Linked DNA regions of Homo sapiens: all the other regions are linked to region 1. Evidence: read pairs that join two places in POLR2A ChIA-PET (ENCODE). Cell type or tissue: HepG2. All regions are shown on one strand. Region 1 overlaps RELL1 (RELT like 1). Region 2 overlaps LOC105374406 (a long non-coding RNA gene). Region 3 has its middle 43 kb from the start of RELL1.

The links. ChIA-PET counts read pairs that join two places held together with the same protein. Peaks named below come from ENCODE experiments on the same cell type or tissue, not always from the same donor. Only the 100,000 strongest peaks of a DNase experiment are listed, where the experiment ranks them.
Region 2: POLR2A ChIA-PET joins it to region 1 with 5 read pairs; 2 of 35 experiments call an interaction of 5 or more read pairs at or near these places.
Region 3: POLR2A ChIA-PET joins it to region 1 with 5 read pairs; 2 of 35 experiments call an interaction of 5 or more read pairs at or near these places.

Annotation. Positions count from the first base shown.
Region 1 is chr4:37,646,340-37,650,339 of GRCh38, forward strand. RELL1 (RELT like 1) reads right to left here. Exons shown (of 7, transcript NM_001085400.2): 2 at 2,937-3,161; 3 at 1,029-1,100. Among named protein-coding and RNA genes, the nearest start is that of RELL1, 38 kb to the right of the region's middle. RefSeq lists an enhancer at 1,934-2,078 and a cis regulatory region at 2,000-2,013. In HepG2, no CTCF peak of the experiment used is centred here; a DNase peak (open chromatin) is centred at 1,962.
Region 2 is chr4:37,761,335-37,765,334 of GRCh38, forward strand. It overlaps LOC105374406 (a long non-coding RNA gene), which reads left to right. Exons shown (of 3, transcript XR_001741505.2): 2 at 1,070-1,192; 3 at 1,434-2,491. Among named protein-coding and RNA genes, the nearest start is that of PGM2, 63 kb to the right of the region's middle. In HepG2, no CTCF peak of the experiment used is centred here; no DNase peak of the experiment used is centred here.
Region 3 is chr4:37,727,744-37,731,743 of GRCh38, forward strand. No RefSeq gene overlaps it. Among named protein-coding and RNA genes, the nearest start is that of RELL1, 43 kb to the left of the region's middle. In HepG2, no CTCF peak of the experiment used is centred here; DNase peaks (open chromatin) are centred at 518 and 1,588; H3K4me3 peaks cover 725 bases.

The DNA.
Region 1 (4,000 bases):
TTCATAAAAGTTCAACTTTGTAAAAGTGTTAACACTGGAGAAAGGATGACATAGAGTAGACAAACAGAAGCACAGCAGCAGCTGCCAGTGGACGGGGGAGGAGGGAATGGGGAGTGGCTGCCTAAAGTGTCCAGAGCTTCAGCTTGGGAAGATGTAAAGTTCTGGAACTAGACAGTGGAAATGCATGTACAACACTGTGAATGTGCTTAATCCCACTGAAGGGTGCACTTTAAAATGGTAACAGTACTAAATTTTATGTGTATTTTACCACAATTTTTTTAAGCGCATGAAAAAGGAACAGACAATATTTGAGTACTTACCATACTGAGCACTCTATGTGTGCTATGTCCCAACAATGCTGTGAAGTAAATATTATTATTATTATTGTTTCTTATTATTTCTTTTTTTGACAGAGTCTCGCTCTGTTACCCATGCTGGAGTGCAGTGGTGTGATCACAGCTCACTGCAGCTTTGAAATCCTGAGCTCAAGTGATCCTCCCACGTCAGCCTCCCAAGTAGCTGGGAACATAGGAATGTGCCACCATGCCTGGCTATTTACTTTTTTTGAAGAGATGGGGTCTCACTATTTTGCCCAGGCTGGTCTTGAACTCCTGGCCTCAAGTAATCCTCCCACCTCAGCCTTCCAAAGTGCTGGGATTACAGATGTGAGCCACCGTGCCAGGCTGAGGTAAATATTATTATCCTCATTTTACAGGAAGAAACTCTACCTCATGAAACAAGGCAATATAGTTTCCCCAAATTGCACACAACCAGTAAGCAGTGAGGCCAGGATTTGAACACCAGCTGACAGCGCCTCCAGGGCTGGGTCTCTGCAACGCTTAGACCGACTCACGCTTAGAAAACTCACTCATGTGAAACTTGCGTAGCTGAATAATGCTGGAAGCTGAGGTGTTAGAAAGCTTAGGTGAAGTCAGTAAGAGAGTCTATATAAATCTTGACTCTTCGAAGCAGGTTTTTAATAAAGGATAGGAATACTGAATTGTTTTGGAACACTAAAATGTTCACACCTTCATTTTTCATGATGTAGTGGACGATTTGCCCAACAGTGTCACTGTTTTCATTCACACTGTCATTCAATTCTGAAAGAGAAAAGAGGAGGGGAGAACAGGTTACAATTGGTCACCAGCATCAAGTCAATCAATCTTAGAACCCAAGACCTCACTGAACAGTTTCCAGAAGCCTCAGGAGATCACCCATGGTGCTACAATTCTAGGCTTTCTCCCTCCAGCCCCAAACTTCCTAATGCATAACAAGCATAAAGAGAAAGTATCAAAGCTGTCCATCTATCTCTTCTGAAGTTCAAATACTCACTTTCCAAGACAATAATTTGAAAATGCATTTGTACCAGTCTTCATTATTATTTCTCTCTCATCATTTTCTTAAAGCCTTATGAGAAATGGGAAGAAAGCTCATTAAAAAAGAAAAAGATTCTCCTTGGATTTTATTTTAATTGCAGACTTACTATATCAATTTACAATATTAATTTCCTTTTTAAATTGGATCATAATTCTTCCATGTTCATCAGACTGCTGTATCCTCTGAAATACACTTTCAAATTACCTACATTCAGGGCTTGGTTATGTGTCCACAAACTCAGTTTACTTTGGGGACTCTGTACCAGGAGCATACATGACGGTCTTTGGGAAAAAAAGCAAACCACTCTGAAACCAATCTGCAAAATTTGTTTCAATAAGAACGAGGAAGGGTTGAAACGCTCCATCCTAGTTCACAGAGAATGCATCAAGGTGTGCAGTGTCCTACTCATTTACCTGGACAATGCCTTCTCCATCCAAAGGTCAGCTTTCCTCCACGTGAACATGCATGTTTGGTTAGACAGCTCAGAAGCTGGCTGCTAAGCCAACCTACAGAGCATCTGGGAAGGAGGAGAGGGGGAGGCTCCACTTTCTGTTGACAAACACTTGGCTTTGGTTTGCTCACAGGCTCATACATGACTCATCATGCAATCCTGTTCCTTCTCAGCCTCAAAGGTCAGTGGGGGTGGGAAAAACCAACAGTCCAGCAAGCTGGCAAGGAACGAGGAACCTCCCCTCAGCCAGCCCTGCTTTGCCTGAAGGGCGACCTACTCCAATGTCACCTTTCTGCAGAAACTGCCCTTAGCAGGGCTGAAAGGAATAGGGGGAGTCACCTACTACCTCTCAAGGCCCAAGTCAGGAAACATCCCTAAAGATGATGGGAAAGAAACATCAGTGGCGAAAACAGGATTTCGTCTCCCCGGTTTTTCTAAACACTACCTTATGACTCCACATTAGGAGAAACAGATGAGACAGCCTGAAGTTAGTACTAAGGCACCAGCTCTTGTCATACTTTTTTCTGCACTGTGCACACGATCGTTTACTTAATAAACATAAATTCCAATCACAAATATTTAAGATAGAACTCCCCCAGCAAAAGTAACACCACAAACATGGGGAGACCTATTTTAATTTTTCCTTCACTCTTATTCGAATCTGATTCCATAATAATAGTAAGGATTAATATTTAATGAGTAGTCATATATTCCAAATACCAAATGCATCTTTCCTCTAAATTTCACAGAAACCCCAAAAGGTAAGGATTATTTTCCTCATTGAAATTAAATTAAAATGTCAAATGAATAAGATTAAATTAATTAAAAATACATTTAAGTGAAATTATACATGGCAGAGATTCAGAGCACACAATAACTTGTCTAAGGCCACAGGGCAAGAAAGGGTGCCCTATCTGGCAGGTATTCAGTAATGAAAGCAAGTTTTCAAACTAGGTGTGATTACTGCACAATCTGCACTTACACTACACTGCACCACCTGCCACTAAAATGGATCATTCTGCCTCAGAGAGATGGAAAGCATATATCACTGGTTTCATATTTAAAAACTGTCTCCTCACCCCCAATAAAAAGAGCCCTGGTTATTTACCTATCTTTTCAACCTTTTCCTCTTCGATATCTTGCTCTGCTTCTGTTGTACAACGATAGCCTTTCTTCTTAAGCAGGTGGCAAATGAGGACGCCAAAGAGACCCATGATAAAGAACACAGGGACAAGCGCGTATGCAATATATTCTGGGTGTCCATTCCCAGTATCGTTGCTGGGCGACGGGGTCGTCTCTGTTCTGGAGTGCAATGTGCGGCTGCTCCCATTGTCTACAGAAAGAAACATGCATGCTGCATTAGATATCTGTCCAGGGCAAGAAAAACCTAATGACTCTCAGGTAATGTTCACAGTAAGTCAGGGTCTGCTCCCGAAACCACAGGCCATGCAGACTGGTGGGTCCAGCTGCACAGGCAAAAGATAGCCCAGGTTTGAGCTCAAACAGTCTGAGTTTAACTCTGCTACTCATGAACCAGGTCCCATGCTGGGTCATTTTTTAAAACATCCTTTGAAGACAGCTTCTTCTTCATTGTGGAATGAGTATACAGGGTTGTCGTGAAGTGTCCAGCACAGAGTAAACACATAAACATTACATGTAACATTACAAACACAGAATGAACACATAAACACTACATGTAACATTACAAATATTACATAAACACTACATTACATTATAGCACAGTTCTTAGTGATTAAGAGCATGGCCTCAGAACACTCAAGTTCAATTCCCAGCTCCACCATTTAGCAGCTGTGTGACAATGGACAAGAACTTAACATCTTGATGCCTTGGTTTCTTATGAAATGGGCATACAAATACTACCTACTCACCCTTCTAGGATTGTTATAAAGATGAAATAAATTATTACGTGTAAACTAGCAAGCAACATAGCAAATATTCACCCACATGCCAGGCACCATTCTAGGCACTTGTGATGCAGGTTCATCACACTGAGCAAAACAGGCGGAGATTTGTTGTCCTCATGCAGCTTACATTCTAGGAGGATTTAGTAAACTAGCAGATCTAGAGTATGAAGAAGAGGGAAAAGTCAGGGATAGCATCAAGATCTTGGCCTGGGGTGCAAACATAAAAATGGAAGTGAGTGCACTTGTT
Region 2 (4,000 bases), 110 kb after region 1:
CTCACCCTGCCACATCCAGACTTAAACAGGTCCAGTGGGCCACCTAGTCTGGTCACACGACACTCAGGGCTGCCAAACAGAAGGCTCCCCACATGAATGGGAGTACTGGGCCCATTCAGAGCCTGCTCTCTGAATTCACCCTGAGCAGAGCAAACCTAAGTGGACATTCTAGCAGCCTTAGCCTTCTAGACAGGACAATTGCAATCCCAAGACAATTGTAAAATGTAAGATACATGTTCAAGAGTGTGGGGACAGATAGCTACTCATTAATTTTTGTTTTGTTTGTGAGACAGATTCTCACTCTGTCACCCAGGCTGGAGTGCAGTGGCGCTATCTCAGCTCACTGCAACCTCCACCTTCTGCGTTAAAGCAATTCTCCTGCCTCAGCCTCTCAAGTAGCTGGAATTACAGGTGCGGGCCTGGCTAATTTTTGCATTTCTAGTAGAGACAGGGTTTTGCCATGTTGCCAGGCTGGAACTCCTGATCTCAGGTGATCCGCCCTCCTTGGCCTCCCAAAGTGTTGGGATTACAGGTGTGAGCCACTGCGCCCAGCCATTCATTTGGATATAGAAAGATAGAGTTTGCTAAAAACACTGGAGGGAACTGCTAGGTGCCTATCCCATAATCATTCCCCTTATTCCTTGCTATCAGAGCCCTAATGTTCTGTAATATTGGGCACCCACATGTTACACAGATTTCTTCCTGGCTCTAGGAAGTGGAAGTGGGGAGTAAATCTTGATTAATCTAAGCTGACTATCATAATTTGGGTTCCTTCTCAAGTAAAGTCAAATACAAAGAGTTGCTTCAAGTAGTTTATTTGGGAGGTGATCCCAGGAAACTGCCTGAAAACACAGCTTCAGAGATGAAAGAAAATGTCCATAAAGCATCAAGCACAAAGCCCTGATCACAGCAGGGAAGGATGTATGTCTAATTATTACCTTGAGATAGTTCCCTCCTGGTTTGGCATAGAGGTGTCTGGGGCTGGGTAGGATTTGTCACATGTGTGGCAGAATTAATGGTATCCTGATGTCTAATCACGTGATGGTGGGTTCATTTTCAACATTTGTAGGATATGCAGCCCCTGGGGCGAACCTGAGTGTTTGAAATGCATGGCAACAATGTTTAATTCATGGCAACAATGAATCAGTGCTCTAAGGAAGAAAGAAGTGAATGGCAAGATTGCACTTGCCCTGTAAGTGATGGGGCAATCCTCTCTTTCAGGGAGCGAGGGTTGGGGAGTGGGGGAAAGGCATGAGATTCTACTCTGTTGAGTTGTCTCACTGTGCTTAATGAAACTTTTAAAATATAATACATCTCTGGAAAAGGGTGGGAGAAAATGAGAATGAACTCCTGTGGAGCACTGAAAATCCACCTCATAGTGAGGAATTACTCTACCACAATCTTTTCTTACTTTCTCTCATGTTTCACTTAAGCACAGGACTGCCAGCCAGAAACTACATTTCCCAGCATCCCTTGCAGCTTGGTATGGCCATGTGACCACATTCTCATTAATACAGGGTGAGTGTGCCACATCCAACTCTTTTGTTCAAAAGAAATTGCTTTTCCACTTTCTGGAAGCTTTTGATGTAGTTTTGAGCATACAGAAGAGGGCTGGTTTATTCTAAGTATTGGGAACCCCTTCCTAAGGTCAAACTCTGAGGTTTAGGATGTCAAAGCATAGGCTTATCAAAAAAGCTTCTGATCACACACACACACACACACCGTTAATGCAACATTGACTTCCTCTAACAAGGCAAGTAGGGAGAGAGACGATAGCGGGAGAGATCTGGCTGGTCAGTCTTTCTCTGCCTCCTTTGCTGCTGACCCCAGGCAGTGTGTCTATGACCTCAGCTAGCAAGATTATTTTCTCTTGTCCATAGAAGGAGGTTGGACTCTCCCCCATACTGCATGTCAAAAACTGTAAAAGCCAGGTCAGCATTCTTCAAAAAGATTTATGAGATCAATGCTCCGTGCTCAGTAACAGTAGAGCAGAGCAGTCTGGACTTCTATGCAAAACCTTTCCTTAGAGAACTGGGGGTTACAGCAGCAAGCAGAACTGGGGGTTACAGTATTAGCTTAGATACACATTGGTGCCTCCACAGGCTTTCTTTCCAATGCAGACAACTTGTTTACACTGCTTGCTTTTTGAGTATAAACATTAAAAAAACTTTTCTTTGTTTCTTTTTTTTTTTTTTTGAGACAGGATCACAGGATCTCAGGATCTCACTCTGTCACCCAGGTTGGAGTGCACTGATGTGATCTCAGCTCACTGCAACCTCTGCCTCCCAGGCTCAAGTGATCCTCCTACCTCAGCCTCCAGAGTAGGTGGGACTACAGGTGCATGCCACCCTGCCTGGCTAATTTTTGTATTTTTTGTAGAGACAGGGTTTTGCCATGTTGCCCAGGCTGGTCTCGAACTCCTGAGCTCAGGTGATCCACCCACCTTGGTCTCCCAAAGTGCTAGGATTACAGTCATGAGCCACTGCACCCAGCCTAAAAACTTTTCTAAAAGACAACATATTCAAAAATAAATTTCATGGGAACATTTTAATGACATTTCTTAAGTTAACATGTTTCTGATTTGTCAAAGTGAAGTGTAAACACTGTCCAAATGTAAACACTTTCGAAGTGTAAACACTCTCAAAGTGTGTTGGAGAATACAGATCCTCTTATGTGGAAAGGAGTAGTGAGGCGGCCTTTAAACACTTACACAAAACACAAGCATTGCAAAGACATACTCTATGCGATAGAGAGGCAACAGGATCCTGAATGAACAGGTGTAGCCAAGGTGCTCTGCCAACGTGGACTTCCTGGACTGTGATTGGAAAGAGCAAAGGCTTCTTTCTTTCTTAAGCCACTGCATTTTTAAATTTCTTTCTTATAGCTGTCTAACCTTTATCCTGACAAATACACTGAGTAAAACAGAGCGAGTAGACAATCAACATTTGCTGAATAAATGAATAAATGTATAAGCAATGTGTTAGTGAATACAAATTTCCTCATACATCTAGGACAATGTAGCATCCTATATTGTTTTATTTGTTTCTGGGACAGTGTCTCCAAAGATAGCTCCAACCTGAACAGGGTCACACTGAGTCACATTGTGCCTGGGTAGGAGTGCCAGCTGCAGAGGGGGGTGATGGGTCCACCTCTGTGTCATGCAACTGCTAGTGTGACACTGAGAAATTAGGGTAGGAACTCTGGCCTCCAGGTGTTCTAAGAAATACAGACAGCAGCATCACCTACTACCCCCATCACAAATGTTTATGTGTCAGAGGTTTTTAAGAGAAAAATTAAGCAGATGGTAAAATAAAGACTTGATTAAATGTGATTTCTGGCCGGGCGCGGTGGCTCACGCCTGTAGTCCCAGCACTTTGGGAGGCCGAGGCGGGTGGATCATGAGGTCAGGAGATCGAGACCATCCTGGCTAACAGGGTGAAACCCCGTCTCTACTAAAAATACAAAAAATTAGCCGGGCGCGGTGGCGGGCGCCTGTAGTCCCAGCTACTCGGGAGGCTGAGGCAGGAGAATGGCGTGAACCCGGGAAGCGGAGCTTGCAGTGAGCCGAGATTGCGCCACTGCAGTCTGCAGTCCGACCTGGGCGACAGAGCGAGACTCCGTCTCAAAAAAAAAAAAAAAAAAAAAAAAAAAAATTGTGATTTCTATGCTTTGTCTTGTATGCACATTACACTTTTTGTGTGCAATCAACATGTATGCCATTTCTTATGGATAATGAGCTCATTTTGCCAGATCCATTTACAGCTAATAACAATCAGCAGTTACAATTATTGACATTCTCTTAGTTGGCAACTTCTACCACAATGAACATTTATTGTCAACTCTAATAGATAGAGAAAACTGTTGCAGAGAGCTACTGAATTAAGTCTTAAGGTAAAAATAGTCTTTTTTTGACTGTAGACATTTTGATCCAACCACTACAAGAAAAACATTGGAGTGGATTTCTCAGAAGAATACGGTGTTTACTAGGATGAAGGGGGAA
Region 3 (4,000 bases), 81 kb after region 1:
AGTTATGGAGGCAAAGAGCATGGGCTTTGGAACCAGACAGGTTAGGATCAGATTCTAAACCTGCTGCTGGCTCTGTGACCTAAGCAAGTCATTGAACTTTTGCCTCTGTTCCATTTGCCTCTGTTTCCTCATACAGAAGATAAAGATAATAACAGTTCTTACCTCCTGAGTGTGTTATGATGATTAAATACATTAAAATGTGTAAAGAACTTCCACACCAGACTCACAGAATGTACTCTGGAAAAGTTATATTACACTATCCTATTTTACCAATTTTATCAACTGTGCATACATATTTATTTTTCACATTTGAGCCTCACCAAGATCAGAATGCTTTAAAACATCAGTGATGTCTTAAAATCATATCTAACTCAGATGACAGTTGTGTTGGGGTTGTGTGAGAGCCTCACAATGACACTTTCTAATAGAAATGCCCACATCAAAGAGTTTTAGTTTCCACAAAACAAGGACATCTACTTGTGTAAAATAGTTGAGGGCAAGGATTTTAAAATCACCTGCCTGGTTCTGCCACTTCCTGTGCCCTTGGGCAAGTTGCTTAACCTCTCAAAGTCTCTCTTTGTCCATCTGTAAATTAGTAGTAATAATGGTCTCTACCTCACAAAGTTGTGTCATCATTGAATTCCATAATGAATGGAAAGCATTTAGCCTGTTACATAGTAAATTCTAAATAATAATAACCATAAACATTTTTTAGCACTTACTAGGTACCAGTAACTACATGTAGTAATTGTGTCCTAAAGCCTTCACGTGACTAAATTTATTTAACACTTCCTCAAATCTTACAACAGGATGCTAGAATTGTCTGTATTTTATAGGTGACGAAACTGAGGCACAAAAGGGTGACAATTTGTCAAGGTCACACTGTTGTTAAAAGGTAGAGCCAAACTTCAGAATCCATGCTCTTCTCCTCTAGGCTCCACTGCTACTCCACTGGAAAGAACAACTTGAAAGGAACAACTTGAAAAACAACACTTGGATGCATGTGTTTTTTGAAACAGAGTTTTGCTCTTGTCGCCCAGGATGGAGCACAGTGGCACGATCTTGGCTCACTGCAACCTCCACCTCCTGGCTTCAAGCAATTCTCCTGCCTCAGCCTCCCAAGTAGCTGGGATTACAGGCACCTGCCACCACCCACCGCTAATTTTTGTATTTTTAGTAGAGACAGGGTTTCACCATCTTGGCCAAGCTGGTTTCGAACTCCTGACCTCAGATGATCCACCCACCTTGGCCTCCCAAAGTGCTGGGATTACAGGCGTGAGCCACCACACCTGGCCCAGATGCATGTCTTATGAGCCTTGAAGAGATACTGTGCTGGGGGAGGTGGGGAAGGGGCAGAGGCGGGGGAGGTGTCCGTCTGCTTCACTGTAACATCCACCAGCCTTACCTCTTCCTCTAAGGAAATGTTCAGCAAATGATTGAACAAAGTACCCATTATTTTAGTCCCACCTGGGCTGTCCTTTGTGGAGCTCAGCCAAATCCCCGCAAGGACCGGTAATTGCAGAGTTTTCAAAAACTGGACCCTGTGGACTGGGCTGCACACTGGGGTCTTTATCCATGAACAAACAATGCTGAAGAGAGAGCCCTCTTGCTCCAGGCAATGGAATGCTCACAGTGAAGAAATGTGAAACAGTTTCTCTTTGTGGTGAAACTCTAGCTACCCAGCCAGGCCCACAACCTACACTCTGCTGTCAGGAGGTCAAGAGGGAGAATGGGGTATGGAAATTTGCAGATAAAGAACTGGAAAGCCAGCTTGGGTTAATGGCCCTCAGCTGACTGCTGGCAAAAATCTTTGTTTCCCCTGAAGTAGGCTGAGTTTCTTTCTGTTCCTCTTCCCCGGTATCCCTTCAAGCAGCACTGGGAAAACAGCACAAGGGTGACTGTAAGATGTAAGGAGCGCTCTGAGGTTGAGATACTGATCTCAGGGGAGTTTTTCCTCTGGTTGGGTGGGATCTAGAGCTGACATGGATTGCTCTGGAACTGTACAAGTGTTCTGCACAGTAGTGGCTTGACTTCGGGGCAGGTGAGTTGTCATTAGAGCAGGAGATGGGAAGGGGATACAGGATAGCCTGGCAGGAGAGGTAGGCCAAGGCTAACTGTCAGGATGCTTCAAAGGCAGGGCTGAGCCTTACAGTGGCTGATGTATCTAGGTCAGTGCTTTTTAAATACAGATGTCAATCTTGAGTTCTTGTTCATATATAATTATCTCTATAAGACATTTCTTAACTTCTCTCATGGTCCTAAGCATAAAATAAGTCATAAAGCTTCAGGGAAATGTTGGGTATATTTTTAATTAGGTGAAAAAACAAAATACTTTTCTTGATCTTCTTCTCACTACTTATAAATTAAAGTGTTGGTTCTAAAATAACAAGAACCCTGGCTTTTTCTTCATTGTCTTCTTAGTACCTAGCACGTGGCAGGTATTTAATATAAAATTTTTTTGAGTCAATGAGGAATAAAATTACTATCCAAGAATAAGTGGGTTCAACTCTGGTTTTGCACACAAACACGATTACTACAGCAGTGATCCATCTATCCCTGAGCTTCCAGTGGCACTTACTGTGTCTCTCTCTATCCATCTTGAGGCCACATTTAGCATTTTGACACATCTCTCCTTGTACCTTCTGGCCAGATGTGTAACTTGAAAGGCAAAGCTATAGCTATGAAAAAAAGAGCAGTGGTTTCTAAGAGTTGGGAGTAGAGGGTTGAAGAAATGAAGCACAAGGTTTTCTAGGGCAGTGAAATTATTCTGTATAATACTGTTATGGTAGATACATGACCATATGCATTTGTCAAAACACATAGAACTTTACAGCACAAAGAGTAAACATTCTGCATGCAAATTTTTAAAGAATCATTTAAGAGGATGGGGGATCCTCAGTTGGAATGCAGATTGCAACAGAACCACCTAATTATATTACAAAAGTGTGAAACAATTTCACTGCAGGGGGTTGGGGAGAAAAGTCCTGACACAAGTAACTTTGGATGTGAGCAGAATCTGTAACACTAAGGGCAAAGGAAACTGTACATAAGCACTATAGTTGAAAAAGTTATTTTCCCATAGGTACAGGTTAACAGTGTAGATATATGTAACAATACACTACACATGTAAGCTGAAATTAAACAATTTAGGAAATGGATAATTTCTCATGGTTACAGTGGGAATTTACAGGTAATCAACTGGAGGAGGCTATAGTCATCCATGTGCTAATAGTTCAGAGTTCAAGAGATCAAGTATAAACTGTGTTTAACTTAATATAGATATAGATGGTGTCTTAGTTTGTTTCATGCTGCTATAACAGAATACCTAAGGCTGGAAAATTTATAATGCACAGACATTTATCGACTCACAGTTCTGGAGGCTAGGAAGTCCAATATCAAGGTGCTGGCATCTGGCAAGGGCCTTCTTGCTGCATCATCACACGGAGGAAGGTGAGAGGGCAAAGAATAAGGGCAAGAAAGGGTAGAATTCACCCTCTTATAATGGTACCAATCCCACTCATGATGGTGGAGCCCTCGTGGCCTAATCACCTCTTAAAGGTCTCACCTCTTAATACTGTTACAATGGCAATTAAATTTCAATGTGAGTTTTGGAGGGGACAAACATTCAAATTATAGCAGATGGTTATATATAGGAATATTTATATATGTGTGTGTATATACAGGTTAATATACATATATCCTTTATCTGTCATCTGAAAGGGCCTAGAAGTAATGACACCATAGTAGCCATGAGCACAGCTAGTAACCAGATTGTGGTTTCTAATATCATTCTCCAGCAAAGAACTCAGGGCTCCTTGGAAAAATGGCTGATTCCAGGACAGGGGCAGGAAATATACAGATTGATCCTGGAGCATCTTGTAGTGCCAGAGACTAAGAAAGTGTTAAACACACACACACAATTAGGGGGTGTTCACAGTCAAATGGACACAAGAGCCAAATGAAAGAGTGCCCAAGAGCCAAAGCTGGAGAAATTTGATCA